Linked DNA regions of Homo sapiens: region 2 is linked to region 1. The links are chromatin contacts, found by Hi-C in ENCODE. All regions are on one chromosome and are shown on one strand. The core of a region is the stretch at or near the end of the contact, and the rest is flanking DNA. Distances in the headings are between cores, read along the strand shown. Region 1 holds the start of RSBN1L (round spermatid basic protein 1 like). Region 2 holds the start of GNAI1 (G protein subunit alpha i1).

The links. A loop is a pair of places that touch in the nucleus more often than their neighbours do. Pooled maps may share reads with other maps.
Region 2: a loop to region 1 is called in a pooled map, with 4 times the contacts of the local background. The contact joins the promoter of GNAI1 here to the promoter of RSBN1L in region 1. A Hi-C loop is called at or near these places in 6 of 50 pooled maps.

The regions. Positions count from the first base shown.
Region 1 is chr7:77,693,883-77,699,924 of GRCh38, forward strand. RSBN1L (round spermatid basic protein 1 like) reads left to right here and starts at 2,577. Exons shown (of 8, transcript NM_198467.3): 1 at 2,577-3,173. The coding sequence starts at 2,588. APTR (Alu-mediated CDKN1A/p21 transcriptional regulator) reads right to left here and starts at 2,383. Exons shown (of 2, transcript NR_134254.1): 1 at 2,014-2,383. RefSeq lists enhancers at 1,672-2,567, 2,568-3,463, 2,648-2,877 and silencers at 2,398-2,617, 3,088-3,407, 3,698-3,797.
Region 2 is chr7:80,131,034-80,137,075 of GRCh38, forward strand. It overlaps GNAI1 (G protein subunit alpha i1), which reads left to right and starts at 3,798. Exons shown (of 8, transcript NM_002069.6): 1 at 3,798-4,245. The coding sequence starts at 4,128.

The sequences.
Region 1 (6,042 bases), core at 1,327-3,826:
ATCAGGAGGGCCAACAATTAAAAAATGAATTCAATTGTAATGGTTTCGGTGTGATTTTGAAAAGCTTCTTGAATATGGCATAAGTTGAGTGTGGAAGGGACCTTAGTGATCACGTAATCAAATATGCTAACTCAACAGGTAAGAAAACGGAGGTCCTAACAAGTGAAGCAGCCTGACTAAGGTCACGAAACTAGTGCGTTAGCAGATGATTTCCAGCCTAATCCACTCAGTCCACTCTCCCACCAATGCTAATTTTCTTGAAGACATCTGCTGCCAGTCAATTCCAATTAGAAAGTTTTCATGTTACATATTAAATACTGTTATTACTTTAAAAAATTTGAGGCACATAAAAATAAGTCCATAAACCAATATTAAATTTGACTCCAAAACATTCTTTTTTTTTTTTTTGAGATGGAGTCTTACTCTGTCACCCAGGCTGGAGTGCAGTGGCACGATCTCAGCTCACTGCAACCTCCACCTCCAGGGGTCAAGCGAGTCTTTTGTCTTAGCCTCCCGAGGAGCTGGGACTACAAGCACGCACCACCACGCCTGGCTAATTTTTTTTGTATTTTTAGTAGAGACGGGGTTGCACCATGTCAGTCAGGCTGGTTTCAAACTCCTGACCTCAGGTGATCCACCCATCACCGCCTCCTAAAGTCTTGGGATTACATGCGTGAGCCACCCACCACTCTTGGCCGAAAAAAAAAAAATTCTTAAAAATATTCTTAAAAAAATGAGTAAATAGGCACTGTCGCCCCGGGTGGAGTGCAATGGCACGAACTCAGCTTACTGCAACCTCTGCCTTACAGATTCAAGGGATTCTTCTGCCTCAGCCTCCAGAGTAGCTGGGACTACAGGCGCATGCCACTACGCCCAGCTAATTATGTATTTTTAGTAGAGGCAGGGTTTCACTATGTTGGCCAGGCTGGTCTCGAACTCCTGACATTGTGATCTGCCCGCCTTGGCCTCCCAAAGTGCTGGGATTACAGGTATGAGCCACCGCGCCCGGCCACATTCCTTATCTTTTAAGCTAAAACCCATCTCCCCAAATTGCTTATTTTCGAAGCAAAAATCAAAGCACATGCTTACAAAACATCGAACACGCAGTGTGCTTACTAAACGCTAAAATACAGAAACCTAAAAAAACAATTCTTGCTTTTCAAACATCCATAAATAATCGCCAACGAATTTTTCCTGGCAAGTCTACGTTATAATAATAATAATATTATTATTATTATTATTATTTTTTGAGACGGAGTCTTGCCCTGTCGCCCAAGCTGGAGTGCAGTGGCGCAGTCTCGGCTCACTGCAACCTCCGCCTCCTGGGTTCAAGCGATTCTCCTGCCCCAGCCTCCCCAGTAGCTGGGATTACAGGTGCGCGCTTCCATGCCCAGCTAATTTTTGCATTTTTAGTAGAGACGGGGTTTCACCATGTTGGTCAGGCTGGTCTCGAACTTCTGACCTCGTGATCCGCCCGCCCCGGTCTCCCAAAGTGCTGGGATTACAGGTGTGAGCCACCGCGCCCGGCTATAATAATTATTATAAAATTCAAATCTTAAGGCCGCACATGGTGGCTCACGCCTGTAATCCCAGCACTTTGGGAAGCGGAGGTGGGCCGCTCACCTGAGATCAGGAGTTCGAGTCCAGCCTGGCCAACATGGTGAAACCCCGTCTCTAATAAACACAAAAATTAGCCAAGCATGGTGCCGGACGCCTGTAGTCCCTGTTACTGGGGAGGCTGAGGCAGGAGAATCGCTTGAATCTGGGAGGCGGAGGTTGCGGTGAGCCGAGATCGCGCCACGGCACTCCAGCCTCGACAACAGAGCAAAACTCCGTCCCAATAAATAAATAAATAAATAAAATAAAAATCTTAAGGGTCTAGTCACAACAGTTCAAAAGTCTCCAAAGGGAGACTCTCACCTTCAAGCTTGTAAGTAATACTAAAGTTCTAGATTTGCTGGAAGTTATCTCCTTCAATGGATTACAGCACATGATCTAGCAATAATAACGTACCTTGTCACCACATCGAATGATTTTGAACACTTCCCATCAATCGACTACCGACTAACAAAAAGAAGGACTTGATTCCCGGCAATTTTTTCTCTTCTGAACTGAGCATTCCCGAAATCCAGCTTGCTGAACGCGCAGATGCAGGGTGAGAGGCACCCCAGGAAAAATGGAAGGGAAAGTGGTACAAGTTAAAACAGTCTTCGTGGCCGCAGAGACGATCGCTACCTCGGCCATGGCAGATCTGGGGGTCCGGGGCGGGGGTTCTTCCCTGATACCCACCGGGCACGCGAGTTCACGCCAGCGACAGTGGAAAGCCCTCCCCTCGCAGCGCGCTCCGCCACTAGCCGCACCCCGCCGAGCTCTGACCTCCGAAGAGGGTCCCTGTGGCGATCCCGCCCCTTCGTCTGATGTTTGTGCCTTTGATTGGCTCTTAGGTGGATCCCTCAGCGTGGCTTGCCCAATGGAGCAATGCCGGCTGGTGGCCTGGCCGCTCCGCCCCTTCCCTACCCCTCGCGGAGGGCCCGCCCCCTGCCCCGCGCCGGCTAGCGGAGGAGAGTAAATACAACAGGAGCGCAAAATGGCGGAACCGCCGAGCCCCGTGCACTGTGTCGCTGCCGCGGCCCCCACCGCCACCGTCTCGGAGAAAGAACCGTTTGGCAAGCTGCAACTCTCCTCCCGGGACCCTCCGGGTTCTCTGTCCGCCAAGAAGGTCCGGACTGAGGAGAAGAAGGCACCGCGGAGAGTGAACGGAGAAGGGGGCAGCGGCGGGAACAGCAGGCAGCTGCAGCCGCCGGCAGCACCTTCGCCTCAGAGCTATGGCAGCCCCGCGTCTTGGAGCTTTGCCCCTCTGTCTGCTGCTCCCTCCCCGTCCTCTTCTCGGAGCAGTTTCTCTTTCTCCGCTGGCACGGCCGTTCCCTCCTCAGCCTCCGCTTCCTTGTCTCAGCCGGTGCCGCGCAAACTGCTGGTCCCTCCTACGCTGCTGCACGCTCAGCCTCACCATCTCCTCCTGCCCGCCGCCGCCGCCGCTGCCTCGGCTAACGCCAAGTCGCGCAGACCTAAGGAGAAGCGGGAGAAGGAGAGGAGGAGGCACGGTCTCGGTGGGGCCCGAGAGGCCGGCGGGGCCTCCCGGGAGGAGAACGGGGAGGTGAAGCCGCTGCCCCGAGGTGGGTGCCGTGCGGGGAGGGGGAGGGGAGGGCGCCGTGGGTCCCCGCCGCCCCCTGGCGCCCACGGGGCCCGGGAAGGGGGAGCGCGGCGGCCGCGTGCGCCGGCCTGGAGGGGCTGGGAGGCGTCCGGTTTTCAGCAGAGGATTTTGCAGTTCCCAAGGGGACAGGAAATGGAGCCTGTAATTTCGGTTGCAGAGAGGGGGATGGCCGACACTCTTATTTTCTGTATCGTTTCTTCCTCCCAGTTAGTGCGCTGCAGGATTTGTGAAAATCCATCTTGAGGACTCTCCTAGGTTTGTTTGGCTAGGGAGAGAGATGGAGGGAACGGGATGGGGGAAGGGTTTGGTTTTGTAAAAGATGCTTGATTGATTGTTAGACCACTTAGACGTGGTCGCGGGAATTCGTATTTGTGACACAGCGTTCAACCCCGGATAATCCTGTCAAAAAAGGGGTGTGGAGAGAGCACTGGCGTCAGCTGGAAGCTACCAGAGGCCTGAGCTTTTCATCCCTATTAGGGAAATGAGGTAGCGTGCAGGGCCCGAAGTGCGCTGTTTCGTAAGGTACCCTCCCTGCACCCTACTCTCCGCTGCGTATTCTTAAGTGTTTTGGGTGGTCCTGTTTGAAATACCACCCTTCTGAAAGAATTTTCAGCCATATTCTTTTTTTCCCTGCAGCAAATGATAAAACCAGGAGCTTTGACGATTTTTCGCCAGATCAAGCGGCTGCAGAATGTTTGAGCATTAGAAAAAGGCGAATTCTTAAGGGTTCTTGTCAGACAGGGTCAGTTTTGTTTTTAAATGTAGGCTAGTCGTATAATTTTTCAGGTGTTTCCACCACTTCAGCTACGGATACACAATGATCTGACAATAGTGCAACATACGGACTAGTTGAAAATCAAATCTTTATGTGATCGCAAGCTTAAAGCGCATAATCTTTATTATAAATGTGCACTGCTACACAGTGTTGTCAAATAACTCTTTTTGTTTTTTAGAAAAAGAAATGTCAAGCAGTTTCAGCATTGCTGATCTAACAGTAGCTCAGATCATGAAAAATTCTGTTTGGATTATAATGGTTTGTTTTCACAACTTAAAACATGCTGCATGTGCATGTAGCAATAGTGTCACTTCTTCCTTGATATTTTTTGCCTGTAGCAAAGCTTTAACATCTAAGCATAGCCATCAGGGACTCTGGTGCAATGTAAATATCTTTCAGCTTCTGGGAGTGTTGTTTCTAGGAAAGTGGTTTTGAGGATGGGATTTTGGTACTTTTAGTCAGGAATTCCAGGTGATTAGTATTTTAAAGCTATTTTGTTTTAACAATTTATATGTAAAATTTAGGAGATAAGTGCCTGGAAGTTTGTCCATATGCAGCTTGGTATCATCACTAGTGTTTGTGGTGTGTAAACTGCACATTTGCTGTAAGTTCTCTGAAAGAGGAAGTGAATATGAGTATTACATAGTTGGAGTAATGGAATATTTGAGAAGAAATAAGTAAGCATTCTTTAACAATTCTAACTTAAAATGTGGAGTACACAAATGGTCCTTAAAGTGAAATGGCTGTTAAAGAGGAATTTTTATAGTCTTTTCAATTACATTTAGAATCCTTCTTCTTTTGAGGGTTAACACTAATATTATTAATCCTGAATATAAACAGTGATAGGTTTTACATTAAGATGTGGGAATGATCTTTTCCCATGACCTATGTGGGTTTTTTGGAGTAGTGACAAGATATTAACACTACTGTAAGATTTTCATTTTTTCAGACACAAATGCTATCTTGTTGAGGAAAAACTATCAGAGAAAAAGATTCCTTTCCAGTGTCTTGGTGGTAAATTTAATGGTGAAAATTTTTCCCTCGTAACTTGGGGAATACTTATATCTTTCTAAAGTTTGGATTTAACTGAATTGATGTTCTGTTTTAACGAATTAAGAAGATTCTTAAATAGCGGTATTAACAAGTGGTATAGCAAGAATACATATATGCCTTTATTATAGATATAATTGCAAATATGAAAGTCCTGATTTGCAATACAATGATCATTTCTCTGTGCTTTTTGTAAAAATCTTAGTGAATGGGTGACCAAGTGTTTGTTTAGGTATATACCTCTTTTTAGTGTTGCCCTAAGTTGGCTGTGCATGGTTCAGTAACCCCTCAATTATCCACAGCTGGCTGATTGAACAGTCTGAGTCAGAACCAGACATTAGCTATAAAGACACCTAAACAAGGAAGAGATTCTCCCTCAACAAAACAAAACTGAACCACACACACTCGAAAGACCTAGCCTGCACCCCAATTTGATTAAACAATTAAGCTCCTGTATTTATTAATAGTAGGGCTTTTAAAAAGTCCTAAGTCAGAACTGCTTTATTTTTACATTGGTGACCATTCTAACAGAACGTATTTGGGTTAAATGAAAGCATGTATAAGAAAGGGCCTAGCAGGGTATTTAGTAAATGTTATTTGAGTCTGAAGCATAGTTATTAATTTTTTAACCCTATAACTAATTGAAAGATGGGTGAATGCTGATAGAGGAAGGATCATTGACAGATATGAAAGTTAAGAATGCTGAACAAGAGAATTATGAAAGTATACTAATATGGCCCCATTTAGTACCAGGGCCTGATGCCTCACAATCTCTAAGGCCATCTAATCATAGTACTGTAGCTGACTTGCGTGATAGCTTGACTCACCAAGTAAAAGTTAAATTTCTTATAAGAAGGAAAAGTGCAAAACAGTTTAGATTTTTTTTTTTTTTTTGGAAACAGAGTCTCGCTCTTGTTGGCCAGGTTGGAGTGCAGTGGCGCGATCTCGGCTCGCTGCAACCTCCGCCTCCCGGGTTCAAGCAATTCTCCTGCCTCAGCCTCCCGAG
Region 2 (6,042 bases), core at 2,548-5,047, 2.4 Mb after region 1:
CTACTTATAAAACCATTGGCTCTCATGAGACTTATTCACTACCAGGAGAACAGTATGGGGGAATTTGACCTCATGATTCAATTATCTCCACCTGGTCCCACCCTTGACATGTGGGGATTATTACAATTTAACCTGAGATTTAGTTGGGATCACAGTGAAACCATATCAATAGCAATCCTTTTTTCTCAGTTGAATAATATTTGAGAAGAGTTACAAGTGAAATGAAACAAATTCCAAACCTACCTCTCCAACTACCATCCCATGTGTCAACCCCTCTCCATGGTTAAGATTCTTGAAAAAGTCTCCTTATTCAGCTTCTGCATTCTCCATGTTTACTTCTTAATTCCATATGGTAAGTCTCCCATTCACAACATAGCAAGGCAAAATTTTGTTTGCTACAGGTTTCAACACCACCTTGAAGCCAGCTAAAAAAGTCTATTCCTTTTGATTTATGACATCTCTTCAGTCATATCTTCTCATTCCTACATTAAATATCCCCCAATTTCTTCAATTATTCCTTATGACATAGTTTGTAGCTACTTTGAAAACCTGAGGCTCTCAGCTGAATGTGTTCTAATTTGTCTTTTAACATATGTCTCTAACTCTCTTAACATATAATGTTCAGTATTATTCAGAAATAAGAAGAAATAAAGTACTGGTGGATGCTACATGGATGAACCCTGAAAACTTTATGCTAACTGAAGGCAGCCAGTCACAAAATACTGTACACTATATGATTCCTTTTATATAAAATGTCAGAATAGGCAAATCTAAAGAGACAGAAATTAGATTAGCGGTTGTCTAGATCTGGGGAAAGATAAAGGATTGGAGATGATGGCTAAGGAATGCAGAGCTTCTTTTTGTGGTGATGAAAATATTCTACAATTGATTGTAATCATGGTTGCACAACTCTGTGAATATACTGAAAGCCACTGAAGTGTACACTTTAAATAGGCAAATTCTATGGCATATGACTTATATCTCAAAAAAGCTTGAACCCGAGGGAAAAAAAAAAAAAAGCTGTTAAAAAACAAACATGATGTTGAAAAGAAAAAACAGTATTCTGAAGTAGAGTGCTTTAACCTCTATAATTTCAATTTCACTCTGTATAAAAGAGATAAATAAATAATATCTGCTTCATCTCCTTGACAAGGTTGAATCATATTTTGCAACATCATAATTACATAAGTTATTAGCTTGAGTGACTCTCACCACCTCACATTTGGATTACTAACACAATTCACTTGCTGGTACCCATTTGTTTTACATGTAGTGGTAAGAGGGTTTTTTTATTTCTTTGCTTTTTAACATCTAGTACCCAACTCAGGAAAGAATGTAAGGAGCACTTTGTACCCACTGTATCAAGTCCAACCCTTCACCTTAGCATTTAAAGCTGTCTTCCAACTTTGTCCCATACATCCCATCATTCTTCACACCAACTTTGTCCCACACATCCTATCATTCTTCACAACCAAACAACTTTCAGTTATAAAACCATTGTTTTCTCTTTCACGTATCTTGCATATTAACTGTTTAGCTGGTTATTCCCCTCAAACAAAATATACCCTATTATGGCCTGAATGTCTCCAAAGCCCTAACCCACAATACGATGGTATTTGGAGATGGAACCTTTGGGAGGTAATTAGATTTGGATGAGGTCTTGAGAGTGGGGCCTTTAAGACAGGGCCTTTATAAGAAGAGGAGAGACCAGACTGCTTTCAAGCTCTCTCTCTCTTGCTCTGCCATGTGAGGACGCAGCAAGAAAGAGGCCATCTGCAAGGCAGCAGCAGAACCCTCACTGAGGAACTGAATAAACTGGCACCTTAATCTTAGGTTTACCAGCTTCCAGAACGGTGAGAAATATATTCCTATTGTTTCAGCCACTCAGGCTATGGTATTTTTAGGGCAGCCTGAACTAATACATACTTCTTTAAACTCCCCACCAATATCCTGTTATCATTTCCTTCAAACGTTTTTTCAAAACTTTCTTATCTTAGAATTTCCCCCCATACTGATCAGTTCATTACTCTGCATTCTCTTAGGAATTGTGCTACATATAAATCTAATTTGCTGTTCTTATTCGTTTATGTATCACATTTTAACTCACCTATTTGACTAACTTCAAAGGATGGAAGTAATGTTACCTATTTGACAAACTTCTGTTACACATACTTCATTTCTCCGAAACACAAGTTTTGTAGTCATTTCTACCAATATTCAGCCAGCACTGCTTCTTCTTTTGCTGAAACTGTTGGTTCCACACTCTGGTCCGAACTTAATAGGAAAGACTCACCATAAAAGATAATTAAGAATGGCTAATACACAGTGTGTTGAAATTTGATTTCCTTAAGTTTAATTCCAGAGTTCTGATACACATTAGCATTTAGAGTGCCTAGAATTACAGTGTAGAAGGTGACTAAGTACATTTAAAGATTGTTCCTTTTTGTTGTTATATTACAAAAGATTATAGTTGAGGCAGATCTTGAAATTGCATCTCATCAGCCCAGCAGGTGGTGTGACTCCCATAGGAGAACAGGAAAGGACATGTCCCATAAGGAGGCAACTCAGTCTCTGCTAGCTCACAAGCGTGGTCTCAGTGACCTACTCGAAAGCTATTCTGCTTGTATCATCAGTTCAGCCTCACCTTGGAAAACTCAAGCCCAGTTTTCCCAAATGATTTTTAGAGAATAAGATTTCCAGATGAAAACCAGGGAGCATGTTCCAATTTTTAGTACATCAAGGACCATGTTTTTCCTTGCTACCAGCCCCATTTTCTAATCAGTTAACGCTTCCTGTGATATCTGTAGGGGAAAGGTGTAGTGCAACTGACAGGGAGAGATGAGATCTTAAGCCTCTGCTCATTCATTGGGTGCTGAGTAGCAATGCCTCCCGCGGGCCACAGGAACTTATCTCCGCCGATTGTTACAGCTGGAAGGATGGGGAGATAGCACCATAGATCCACTCCTCATTTTATGGGCAAAGAAGCTAAGGCCTGTAAAAATGGCATGCCCAATGGTACAGGAGTTACAAACACGGTCATAAATATTGGCTCCAAATTTGGCATGGAAGCTTATGTGCTGCTCTAGAGGAGATCTGCTACGATGTGGAGATTGGCTTGTGTGGGTGTGTTTTATTGCTCTTGTCATTTAAAAATACTTTTGATTATTTGTCTTCCATTTTTTTTAGGTTACGAGGAAATCCTTCAAAATGCGTTCTTGTGAAAAACGTGAGAGTGCAAGGAAAGAGGGAGGGATAGGAAGAAGGAAAGAGAAGCAAAAGGTAGGAAGAAAGTGACCTTGGTGCCCTTTTCTAGTCCCCTCCCCCGACTTTCCTGTTCTCCACTGTGCCCATCTCTGGTTTCACCAGGCTCCATTCCTTCCCCAGTTCCCTGTTTCTCACGGCCCTGAAACCAGCCGACAGGGATTTGCATTTTGAAAAACCTTGCGTGGCTGCCGGCGCTGGGCATGCTCAAACGCCCAGAACTGGCTTTTTTCGGCAACTTTGGCAGCTCTCCCACCCCCACCCGAAGGGGCAGGTACGCACAGCTCCCTCCGTGTGAGTAAACGGAAAGAAATTACCCCACTCCCGCCCAGGGCAGAAGGCCACAGCCCCGCGGGGCAGTGGCGCGCCCCGGGGACGCTGCCAGGGGGCGCCAGGCCCTCAGTGGTGGCGCGGCGCCGGGGTCCGGGGCCGGGGGGCGCTGTCCGAGGGCACGTGCGCGGGCGCGCGCTCTGGGAGTGGTCGCGGGGTGGTGGGAGGGGCGGGCAGGGGCGGGGCCGCGGCGGCGCGCGGAGGCCGAGCTCGGCTGGGCTTGGCGAGGCTGCGGCGCGGCCACCGGCGGGAGTGCAGCGGCCACTGTACCCAGAGATTCAAAACCCCAAACCCGGGACTTGGGGGCGCTGAGCCGGGCCGGGAAGCAGAGCCTGGTCGTGAGGAACAGCCGCCCGTTGCTGTCTGCCCCTTTGCGGACAGCGTCTCCCTCGACTCCGCTTAGGAAGTGGTGGGGGCGGCGTGGCCCCCGTCGGGAGGCGTTCGAACGCCCGCTAGGAGAGAGAAAGGATTCCCCTGTGCTTGGAGCCCGCACTCGGGCGCGGAGGGAGCGGCGGCAGGCTCTCGCTTTCGGCACCATGGGCTGCACGCTGAGCGCCGAGGACAAGGCGGCGGTGGAGCGGAGTAAGATGATCGACCGCAACCTCCGTGAGGACGGCGAGAAGGCGGCGCGCGAGGTCAAGCTGCTGCTGCTCGGTAAGGGCGGCCGGGTCGGGGCCCGGGGGTCGGCGGGGGACCGGGTGCGGCGCTGCGCGGCCCTCGGCGTTTGGAAACCCGGAGGGAAGGGGGAGGAAGCGCCCGAGGAGGCTTCTGAGCGGGAGCTGGGTCCGGCGGTGCGGAGGCAAGGCGGGTCCCCCTCTCCCGGTGTCTGGTCTCTCTCCGCCCCGGCGGGCGAGGACTCCCCGCGGCGGGGCGGGCGCGTCACTTCACTCGGATGCTTTCGTGCGACCCAGCAAAGAGCCCAGGCGCGAGTCCGAGGCGGCGGGTCGCGTGGAAACCCTTTGCTTTGAAGTTTAGCTCAGCCTTGTAAAGATGAAGGGGCATTCGCGGCTAGAAAATGAAAACACCCCCCCCCCCGCGCCACCAACCCCCTCCCGGAAAACCCTTCTTCGTGTGCGGTGTAGGTTGTGTTTCGACTGTGGTTTTCTCATGCCCAGAGTGCCACGTTTGGTGAAATCAGTGCACCTTTTGTGGGGCCTCTGAGATGGGGCTGAAGCGTCTTTCCTGTTAACTTCCTATGGCGACTCCTTAAGTGGTCAAGGAGCGCTGATTACATTCCCCCTGCGCTGAGAAAAGGCTGCGCTGGATGCTTGATTTTTCTTGCTGTGGGGGCATGGAAGCCACCCAAGTGGGGTTGGGAAGCTTTGCTTTAGTAGTAGGCAAGGCAGATACTCGAGTGGTGAAAACTGCTGTGAAAGAGCGAGAGGGTCACGCCAGACAACAGGGTTCTGTCTCCGCTGCCACCGTTTCTGATGAATGAGATTTGCCAGGTACACGCAAGGCTTTTATTTGTTCTTAGCACTGTTCTGTTCGTGAAACGCTACGTGGAGGTCTTTTCCAAATGTTTGACGGGGAAGAAAATAAAGAGTAAACCAGGGTTTTCACTGAGGGAAGCATTAGGAAAATCTTTACAGGTTAAGATTCGTGAGTTAGGGTTTTCTTTTGTTTGCATGTTTTCTTCTCACACTCTAGGTATTTAGATAGATGAAAAATTTCTCAGAATCTTCATTTGCATTTCCAAGGACTGCTTGTATTTTTATACCAGTTATAATAAAAAAGAAATGTTGCACAAACCTGTTTTCAGTAAGCTTCTGTTTCATTGGTTTAATGACTGCAGAAAAAATGGTGGGTTTTTTTTCTCCATTACTAGTAGGCTTGGGAGCAGCAAAGTTGGCATGACTAAAAGTAATAATGATCTGAGTCATTTTGCAAGTAAACTGTGAAATAACTTTGCATTTTAAAGACCTGGGTGGCTTTTTTCACCCTGTCGCCCCCAACATAAATCTTTCTCAGTTAATGTTGTTTGCCTAAGTTTTTACATTAATAAGAAATACTGTGTTTTGATGAGGTTAGTGTATGTACTTCTCTTGTGAATTGAATGTGAGATAGATATGAAATAAGAGGATTAAGAAGTTTTTTTCTTGCAGTTTTTGCTCTCCTGGTGTGATACGTTGTTTCAGTGTATTTCTGTGTGACTCTTAGTTTGAGCCAGCCATCCACCATGTTTAAAGCAATTGAAAAATGAATCATCTGGTGGTGGTGTTTTGTCCTTTAATTAGGTGACTGTTAGGGATGGACTAGAATAAAGGTCCCAGGAGTAGGCTTTTGCTTATGTTCAGAAGAGATCAGTGTGTCTTGATCTTAGCACGGTTGGCATTTGGGGCTGGGTAATTCTTTGTTCTCCAGGTTGTTTTTGTGCATTGTAGGATGTTCAGCAGCATCTTTGGCCTCCGCTCATTGGATGCTAGTAGCAGCCCCCTAACCTGTGAGCTC